Regions from separate parts of the Homo sapiens genome. Here region 2 is linked to region 1. A link is an interaction called in ENCODE POLR2A ChIA-PET data of the cell type or tissue named here. Cell type or tissue: HepG2. All regions are shown on one strand.

Region 1 (5,000 bases):
TGGATACTACTCTGTTTTATTTTTTTGAGAGAGTCTCGCCTTGTCACCCAGGCAGGAATGCAATGGTGTGATCTCAGCTCAGTGCAAGCTTCGCCTCCCGGGTTCAAGTGATTCTCCTGCCTCAGCCTCCCAAGTAGCTGGGATTACAGGCGCCCGCCACCAGGCCCGGCTAACTTTTTTTGTATTTTTAACAGACACGGGGTTTTACCATGTTGGCCAGGCTGGTCTCGAACTCCTGACCTCAAGTGATCCTCCTGCCTCAGCCTCCTAAAGTATTGGAATTACAGGCTGAGCCATCACGCCTAGCCTACTCTAACTTTTAAAAGAAAGCTGTGGCCGGGCGTGGTGGCTAACCTCTGTAATCCTAGCACTTTGGGAGGCTGAGATAGGTGGATCACCAGGTCAGGAGATGGAGGCCATCCTGGCTAACACGGTGAAACCCCATCTCTACTAAAAATACAAAAAATTAGCTGGGCGTGGTGGAGGGCACCTGCAGTCCCAGCTACTCGGGAGGCTGAGGTGGGAGAATGGCATGAACCCGGGAGGCAGAGCTTGCAGTGAGCCGAGATCGCGACACTGCACTACAGCCTGGGCGACAGAGCGAGACTCTGTCTCAAAAAAAAAAAAAAAAAAAAAAAGAAAGTTGTGAGCTAAACATTTCATAATAACAACACACTGGAGTTTGGGTCTTTTTAGTGTTTTGCTAGTCAGGAAGTCTGCTCACGTGATCTATTAAAATAATAAAACTACAATAAAAACCCATAAACAAAAAGAAAACTGTAGTTGAGGCTGTGCATGCTGGAGTAGGGGGAGGGGTGGAGTGTACTGCTTCTGCAGTTTACTTTGGAATGAATAAAAGATGTAAGGCACATTGATAGCAGGATAAAGAGAAGGCTGTAAAATAGACAGCAAAGCATTAATTTCAGCAGCTGGGTGGTGGATACTTAAGTGTCTACTGTATGATTTTTTTTTCAACTCATCTCCTTGGTTGGAGATGTTCATAATGCAATGTGAGGGTAAAATACTAAAACCTAATGGTGAAATGTTCTCTCCTCTCTCGGCTCCACTGTGTAGAAGCTTCGAGGTCTCTTCTCAATCCCTGCTGTCCTCCCCTCCACCTTCCTACTCCTCTGGGAGAGTAGTAATGATGATCTGTTGTGTCTCTGAAGACAGGGCTCAGATTGGTTATTTCTGTTTTTGCAGACGAGGGCATACATTTCACTAGAGGTAGTAACATACCTGGTTAAGAGCGCTCAAGCTACTGCGGGAGAGGCCATGGAAATCTAATGGGATCTGACCATTCAGGAGGTGTCTGGATGCCCACGAGATGCCGGGCACATGTTGGTGTGGCAGGTGGAGTGGGGCTCAGTGGGTGCTGCAGACTAGAAAAATTTAAGATAGGATGTCCATGCGTCTTAAAGGAAACCCAGATAGCTCTTGGGGTTTTAAGGAGGGAGAAGATGCCTGGTGTCAGGCTGCCTGGGTTTGAATCCCAGCTCCTGGGACTTAATTCCTGTTTGTTCATCATCTGTAAAATGGGCTAATAGAATGACTTGCTTTGATAGGACTCTCGAATGACTTAAATGAGATAATACATGAAATGCACCTAGACGCAGTCTGCATATAGCATCAGAAAGGTGTTAAGGACTCTGCTTTTCTGCATTAGATTTCCCATCGTCTTCTTAGACCACACAACTGACGTTATTTTTATAATTTGGTTTTAATTAGCTTTGAACTTGACACGCTGTTGGTTTGGAGAATGGAAAGGTCAGTGGATTTTTTTTTTTTTTTTTTTTTTGGTGCGGAGCAGGGAGATGGAATTTCCCTGAAGAGAGATTATGACCGATGTTTAGTGAAATGACCTTGAGCCAGTAATTTAACCTTGGCCAATCTGTAGTGGCCTCATCTGAAGGAGGTGGAGCTTGGATTCCTCACTAAGTCTCCTTCAAGCACTAAGTGTGTGTTTGTAGGACTTTTTTTTTTTCCCAAAGGGATATCTCCATCTCCTCTCCTAAGTAATGGAGCAAAAAGTGATCTAGTGAAGTACTCAGGAAAATTAGAAAGTGATTCAAGTCCAGCTGCATTGTGGCTATGGCTTGCTCCACCCCTTCCCTGAGAAGTACCTAAGACATCATCCGTTGTGAGAAGGAAATGATGTTACCTTCACTGACATAATTTTATCATATTGTCCCACATAACCTGGGAGGTTTCAGTATTTGTTTGTTTCTTTTTAAATAGGACTTCCTGCAAGCATCAACACACATGTATTTCCCTTATGTGACCAAAATTAGATGCAAGTTAGAACGTAGGCTTGGAAACTGGCATAGAGTACACAGGACACTCAGGGGAACTATACTCCTTGGTAGTTTTCATTCCCTTACATGTATATTTTTCTGATTAAAGCTAGTGCATATTCACTCTAAAAAAATAAAGCCACAATCTAGAAATACACAGCTTAGAGGACAAAGATGGAAAAACGAGAATATATTTGACTTTGGTTCTTGTTATGGTTCGTGTTTGTATCTGTTTACATTTTGTAACCTTGGCAATACCACAGAATATCGTAAAAGGGGGAACAGCTTCTGGACGCAAGTGAGTGTTAGCTGGTGTTGCAAAGCTCACATACCCTCGTTGCATAAGTGAGTTCATTTGTATCGAAAACCACAGTGTCCGTGGCTCGGATGACTTAACATTGCCTTAGGAATCTCACTTTAATGTTCACATCAGTGTCCTTGCTTGTGGCTGTATCATCCCAATCTCCCTTCACTGTAGGGAGCACCTGCAGTCAAGTATGCAAAACTGTTTCCATGGCAACCCTTTGTTACCCATTAATTTAAAATATTCCAAAATTTTTCTCCAGCTGAAACTTTTTTTTTTTTTTTTTTAAATGGTGCATCCCTCCTCTTCCCTGTCGGTACGTTGGAAGTTAATCTCCTTGGCTACTGAAGTCATGATTGTTTTCTCCCTTCCCCCGACCTCTTTTGAAAGCTGAAGAGTGTGTGTGTGTGTGTGTGTGTGTGTGTGTGTGTGTGTGTGTGTGTGTGTGTAATGAAATAAATGGCTAATCCCAGAATCTCTGATTACAGCTCTGAGTCAACAAGTGGGAGGAAATGCCTCCCTTCTTGATTTGAAAGAAGGAGAACTTAATGCGAAACCGTCTTTAACATCTGAAACGATGTGCGAAGTATGTGCAACAGAAACAAAATCTCACCAAGCTCATGACCTGCCTGATGATTAGATGCATAAGTGGATCTGGAAAGTATACTTGAAAAACAGAGCAGCTCTTTGTAATGTGAATGGTGAATTGAATGGGTACTAGGAGGACTGAGTTTTGGCAACATACGTTTCATGCTGGTGTCAAGAGGTGTATAAGAAATAAGTCCACAGCTTATGTTTGGAAACTTTCACCTATGAAATGAAATGCAAATCAGTGGCAATAAACATGTTAAGGTTGCAAATTTGAACACAAATGAAGAAATGCAAAAGAAAGTTTTGCATAGCAATACTCATTTCACGTGAGTTAGTTATTACTATCAAATATGATATTGTAACGTCCAGGATGTGGGGTACGGCTCAGTGATGGCACCTTGTACCACATTTTACATTTTATGACTGTCATATACAAGTCTTTTGCATTTCTTACGTGTAGGTAATGATTTGGTCATTTATTCTTACCAGAACCGTAATCTTCCTTATTTTGGCAATGTACAGGCATTATTTTTGTTTTCTTCCGTAGTAGGTTTTATGAGTATTTCTAAATGTATCAGTTCTGATCTGTTATTCACTATTGGCAGTGGCTGAAAGAGCTAAGTGCTGGCTGTGTTTTATAGCTGTGTAGCTTTCAATTGCTATTGTCTGCTCCATAGCCCTTTAATTTCTGAAGCATCCTTGCCATTATGTCACAAGCGGGTTGTGTTCAGATCATTTCGGGTCTTAGGACTTTGGGCCTCGAGATACTTTGCACTTATAAAATCTGTCTGCAAGAGATCACACAGAATCCATTATCTCCTTATCGCCCGTCCTCTTTTTTTTTTAAGCTTATGTTTATTTTTCTTTTTTCCCCTCCAATTCCAAATAGTTTGGCAAAGATTTTTAGGTGCAGAAGAACCATAAAGGGGTGTTTTGATCAGATGCCGCTCCCCTCCCTTGGGGTGACAAAAATGGGCGAGAAGCTGTGTTTGTTAGGAGAGTATGAAGTATATTATTTTATTTTATTTTATTTATTTATCTATTGAGACTGAGTTTCACTCTTGTCACACAAGCTGGAGTACAGTGGCAAGATCTCAGCTCACTGCAACCTCCACCTCCCGTGTTCAAGTGATTCTCCTGCCTCAGCCTCCCAAGTAGCTGGGATTACAGGCGCCCGCCACCACGCCTGGCTAATTTTTGTAATTTCAGTGGAGACGGAGTTTCACCATGTTGGCCAGGCTGGTGTTGAACTCCTGACCTCCAGTGATCCGCCCACTTCGGCCTCCCAAAGTGCTGGGATTACAGGCGTGAGCCACCGCGCCCAGCCTGTTTTCTTTTTTAAGTGAACGTTTCTTTTCCTCTTGTCCTCCTTTTCATGCTGGGGGGCTGGGAGCCCAGCACATCCATGTGACTGCATTCGGTTCAGCATAATTGATGCGGTCTCCTTTCCCACAGCTGATGAGGATTATGTCAGCTTGGTTTAACAGTCTCATTTTCTGCTCCCAGTGCACACTTGTTTTAATGTGTTTCGGTTAATGAGGTAGAAGAGAGAATGAGGTGTTACTGTTTATGTACAGCCAGCTTGCGTGGAGGGCCCTGTCGCAGCCCGCGTGGCCCCAGGCATCCTCTGGGGCAAGAGCCACAGGGCGAGGCCACCTTTCAGAACACAGTTTTTCCTGGCTGAGGAATGCAGATCCTGATGATGACCTGTAAGCTTTGCCAAATAGTCTTATTTCTACCATTTGTGTTCTCTAGACATATCGTTCTCATGTAATGATGAAAAGATTAAACTTGGCTTAGAGCTTGGGGTG
Region 2 (5,000 bases), 910 kb after region 1:
GTGAGCTGAGATCGCACCACTGCACTCCAGCCGGGGTGACAGAGCAGGACTCCATCTCAAAAACACACACACACACACACACACACACACACACACACACACACACACACACAAATTAGCTGGGTGTGGTAGTGGGCACCTGTAATCCCAGCTACTTGGGAGGCTGAGGCAGAAGAATTGCTTGAACCCGGGAGACAGAGGTTGCAGTGAGCTGAGATCATGCCACTGCACTCTAGCCTGGGAGACAGAGCGAGACTCTGTCTCAGAAAAAAAAAAGAAAAGAAAGAAAAATAGGTATCCGCACACCACATGGCCCCTGAATGCAAGACAACTCCTTATCCTGGTGCTCAAGCAGCCTCTTCCAGCTGTGCTGAGACAGAATGTCAGTCTCTCGAGCCAGGCGCGGTGGCTTGCACCTGTAATCCCAGCACTTTGGGAGGCTGAGGCGGGTGGACCAAGAGGTCAGGAGTTCGAGACCAGCCTGGCCAATATGGTGAAACCCCGTCTCTACTAAAAATACAAAAATTAGCAGGGCACAGTGGCATGCACCTGTAGTCCCAGCTACTCTGGAGGCTGAGGCTGAAGAATCCCCTGAACCCAGGAGGCGGAGTTTGCAGTGAGCTGAGATCATGCCACTGCACTCCAGGCTGGGCGACACAGCGAGACTCCATCTCAAAAAAAAAAAAGGCAGTCTTCCGTGGAGAACCTTCCAAGGGCCGACTCTTCCCTCTTCTCCTCCACCCCTTCCCTTCCCTTTCCTGAATTGTTCAGTCCTGAAGCTATTAGGTGGGACAGAGCAAGGTAGATGCCTGTAGCATGGGAAAGGGAGGGCAGATGACTCACAGAGAGCATCAAAGCCCAGAGAGAATGAGGAGGGTGTCCAGAGTATGTGCGCTGGCACCTGACGTGGCATGTCGGAGCCCAGGCTGAGGAAAGTGACCCCGCAGGGGTCTGGCCAGCATGTGGTTCCTTTTGCCCATTCCCATTTCTCCTTCAGTGCACTGCTCTTCCTGGAGTAAGGAACGAATCCGGAGAAGCAGAAGGCAATGAGCCGGCTTTTAGAGCAGCCAAGGCTTGGTCCATGGCAGAGCCATTCAGCACAACATGCTCTATGACCACACCGCTGGGCTCGAGCCCAGCCAAGCAGCCTCCACGCAGGGGGACTGGACAATCAGCCGCTTCTCTGCCCGTTTCCTCATCCTTAAAGAGGAAACGTCAAGCCCTTGGCACAGCATCCAGCCCACAGTCAGTGTTCAGTGGACATGAGCTGCCTTCAGGGCAGCTCTGTCTTCAGGCCTCACAGGGTAGCTTTGAACAGGCAGAGCCAGAGGAGCTGGGGATGTCCCCTCTGTTGCTGTCTCCACGGTGGGAAATGGGCAGCTTGAAAACCTGATAGGAGCAACTTGGCTCTATCTATCAGAATGTGAAACATGCCAGCCCCTCAGCCCAGCTGTCACGCCCCTTGGACCCTGCTCTGCACCGACACCAGAACGAAGGCACAGGCACATTCACAAGGTGTTCACGGAGGCACCGATGGTGATAGGAAAACGCCGGAAGTTAGCGATGTGATCACCAACAGGGGACTGGGTAAACAGACCCCACTCAAAAGACCGAGGCCCAGCATGAACCATGCCACATAAGAATAGTGAAGAAAGTAAATGGCAGAATTCTATTTGTGGGATGATGTCATTTGTATGAAAACATAAAGTAACTAAACAGATAACAGTGTGCATTCCATCCAGAAATCGGTATACAAAAAATACAGCCACATGTATGTCTGAGTGTATGTACAAAATGAACATCTTTATGCAGGGGAAAAGTCTGGGAGGACAGACAGAAAGGCATGTCTGCAGAGTGGGGTGAGGAGGAACAGGAATGTTTACACTTCAAGAGTGCTGTACCGTTTGAATTGCTAGTAAAGAATGCAGGTCAATTTTATAGTCAAAAAACTAACATCAGGATGCTTAGGAGATACAGACTGAAACACTGAAGAATAAGGCACCAATGACTCAGCAATAATAAATACATAAGACGTGAATATTTTATCCATGTTATAGAGAAAGGGACAGAGAGAAACGGGAAAATTTGTTTGTTTGTTTTGTGTGTGACAGAGTCTTGATCTGTCGCCCAAGCTGGAGTGCACTGGTGCAATCTTGGCTCACTGCAACCTCCGCCTCCCAGGTTCAAGCAATTCTCCTGCCTCAGCCTCCCGAGTAGCTGGGATTAAAAGTGCCTGCCACAATATCTGGCTAATTTTTTGTATTTTTGGTAGAGACAGGGTTTCACCATGGTGGCCTGGCTGGTCTCCAACTCCTGGCCTCAGGTGATCCGCCCGCCTCGGCCTCCCAAAGTGCTGGGATTACAGGCATGAGCCACCACACCCCGCCCTTATGTTTGAAATATTTTTAAAATAAAGTTTAAAATATTAAATAAACAAAAATAAAGATCAAATGAAAGACAGTCAAGTTCCTGGGAAGCCCACTGCAGATGCAGATAGCAGAGGCCTGGATGGACCTGCAGTATCTTGGCAGGGCCTATGGCAAACCAGAAAGGGCTAGCGTTGAAACCCAGGTTCTAAATGGCTTTATTTTTTCCATGACTTTTTCCTCCTAATATTCAATGTCCTTGCAAGACTGATGGATCCTAGGGTTTGAATCCACAAAGAATCAAAAATGCAGTTTATGGTCTGACCAAGGGACTGAAGAAAGCCTGCGGTTGATCCTGGTGACCCCCCGATTGGCGTTTACAGTGCAGCCATGCCATGGCTGGGGGACATGGCTCAAGATGGAGTCCCTCCTCTCATGATCCAGCCACAAAGGCTTGCCTGAGTCCTTGGGAAGGTTCCAGATCAGGCTTCCCGTCAGACGCTGTCCTCACCTCCGATGATCTGCTCCAATGGCATCTGTGACTCCGCCAAAGCCCTGCTCTCTGGAAAAAGAGCAAACAAAGCAATTTCAGCAAACAGTGGAGAACAGGCCCTGCTCTTACAGGAAGCCCACGTTCACCCAGAAACGCATCATCCCGGCCCAGGCACATCTGGTTTCCTCTACACTCTTCACCCAGAGACCTAGGGATATTTCTACCCAGGTAGGAACAGAGCAGGAAGGAAATTGCTTTTAAGTATTGACAGCTCCCAACATTGAACCAGTGTTGCTTAATTAATGGGAATGCTGATGGGATTCCTCAGGCTCCCCTCCCTTGAGCAAATGGACAACTCCACCTTAGAAACACCATTGCCTTGGAGGTTAATCCTCAGTTCTCCTTGGCATTGTTTGTCCTTCATCAAAAGAGTAACCCAGAATTTCTCTCCCCTTCAGAGTGTACCCCTCAACTCCTTTTTGAATGAATAAGAAACAGATCAACAGTATCTCGTTGACTTGAGTGATCTAAATGAACCTCTGCCTAACTTCTGTTTCAAGCCACACATGACCTCACTCACTTCAGAAGGGCCTCCAGTTCCCGCTTGACTTTGCCCACAACGGGTGGCCCCCAGAAGGTGAGGGCCGTGTACAGCTGCACCAGGGAGGCCCCTGCCCGGATCTTCTCCAGCGCGTCCTGCCCGCTGCTCACACCACCAACCCCAATTATGGGAACTCGGCCTACAGAGAAGCACATGGCGACACCATAAAGAAGGATGTGGCTTCAGCCCCAGAGTCCCCCACAATCAAGACAGATTAGGGAATGATGATTCCCATCACGACCCAGGAGCCCAAGCCACACGCAGATCTGAAGACACAAACACGGGAAACCTTGCCTTGGGTGAGTGCATACATCTCCCGAATGGTTTGAGTTGATAAATCCCGGAGGGGCTTCCCACTCAGCCCTCCTGTTTCAGAGCGCAGGGCACCCTGGAGGCCCGCAGGGCGACTCACGGTGGTGTTCGTAACAATCAGCCCATCGATGCCCAACTGCAGTGCGAGATAGAGAAAAAGCCATGAGTCATAGCACCGAAGGACCCAGAGGCGCTTCTCTGGAGGTCGAAGGCAGCAGCCGGGCCAGGTACCCACACCTACAGCCCCCAAAGCAAGAGCTACACCAGACCTCACTACTCATCTTTTCCTCAACAAGTTTTAGAATGAGCCATAACATGACGACAGCAGCCATCACACGCTGACCACCCACAACATTCCCCTAGGACAGGGTCCAGTCCTTACAACAACCCAATTACAGTGTCTTGTCTGAGGCCCCCAGGTAGTAAGTGGTGGAACCAGGATTTGAACCCACGATGGCCGGGCTCAGTCTGTTTCCACTACTCTCCTATGCCACAGAGACCCGCTGTCCAGACAGGCTGGAGAGAGGAGTGAGAGAAAGAATTTTCAGTCCCAGTCAAGACTGGCCAAGGAGCCAAGCTCAAGCCTTAAACTTGCTGGATGCAGTTGACAAAAGAGAGGAAGAGGCATTAGAAAAACTCCTTCAAGCACTTATTCCAACATTCGCTTTTGACCACAGGGTGAGTTACACCATGACACACACCAAACCAGCCTTGAATACCAAGGAGAGGAAATCACAAAGAACGCCATTCTGGGCTAGCCCAGCTGGCCAAACGGCCTCTGCAGACCATGGGAGGCACACCCTGGGCCCAGGCCCCGACTCAAACCTCTTTGACCACACTGGCAATGTCCTCCTTATCCTGGCTGGTGAGGTCAGGAGCGATCTTCACCAGGACTGCCGGCCTGTGCACTCTCCGCAAGCCATCCCTCTCCTGCAGCACCTAGGGCGACACACGGCCAGAGCTGGGGACCCCGCAGACCACAGCCCTGCAGTGCAGCTGTGACCTACGCTGCAGGTCAGTGGGTTTCCACAATAGCGATCAAACTAAAGCAGAAACAATTTCTTTTCAGGAAAGCCAGCCCTCAGACGTGAGGAGTACAGTCGAGATGGATCCGATTCCATTCTTTTAGGCCAAGGGATCCCGTGGACATTGGCTAATAGCTCAAGGGTGTTTTAGACTTTTCTTTTCTTTTTTTTTTTTTTTTTTTGAGACAAGGTCGCACTCTGTC

What was found. ChIA-PET counts read pairs that join two places held together with the same protein. Peaks named below come from ENCODE experiments on the same cell type or tissue, not always from the same donor. Only the 100,000 strongest peaks of a DNase experiment are listed, where the experiment ranks them.
Region 2: POLR2A ChIA-PET joins it to region 1 with 5 read pairs; 1 of 35 experiments calls an interaction of 5 or more read pairs at or near these places.

The regions. Positions count from the first base shown.
Region 1 is chr16:72,929,452-72,934,451 of GRCh38, reverse strand. All of the region lies in intron 3 of ZFHX3 (zinc finger homeobox 3), which reads left to right. Among named protein-coding and RNA genes, the nearest start is that of ZFHX3, 120 kb to the left of the region's middle. In HepG2, no CTCF peak of the experiment used is centred here; a DNase peak (open chromatin) is centred at 2,631.
Region 2 is chr16:72,022,073-72,027,072 of GRCh38, reverse strand. DHODH (dihydroorotate dehydrogenase (quinone)) reads right to left here. Exons shown (of 9, transcript NM_001361.5): 6 at 4,598-4,711; 7 at 3,755-3,908; 8 at 3,440-3,599; 9 at 1-2,928. The coding sequence ends at 2,874. Among named protein-coding and RNA genes, the nearest start is that of DHODH, 16 kb to the right of the region's middle. RefSeq lists an enhancer at 2,466-3,665. In HepG2, no CTCF peak of the experiment used is centred here; DNase peaks (open chromatin) are centred at 1,472, 1,872 and 2,932.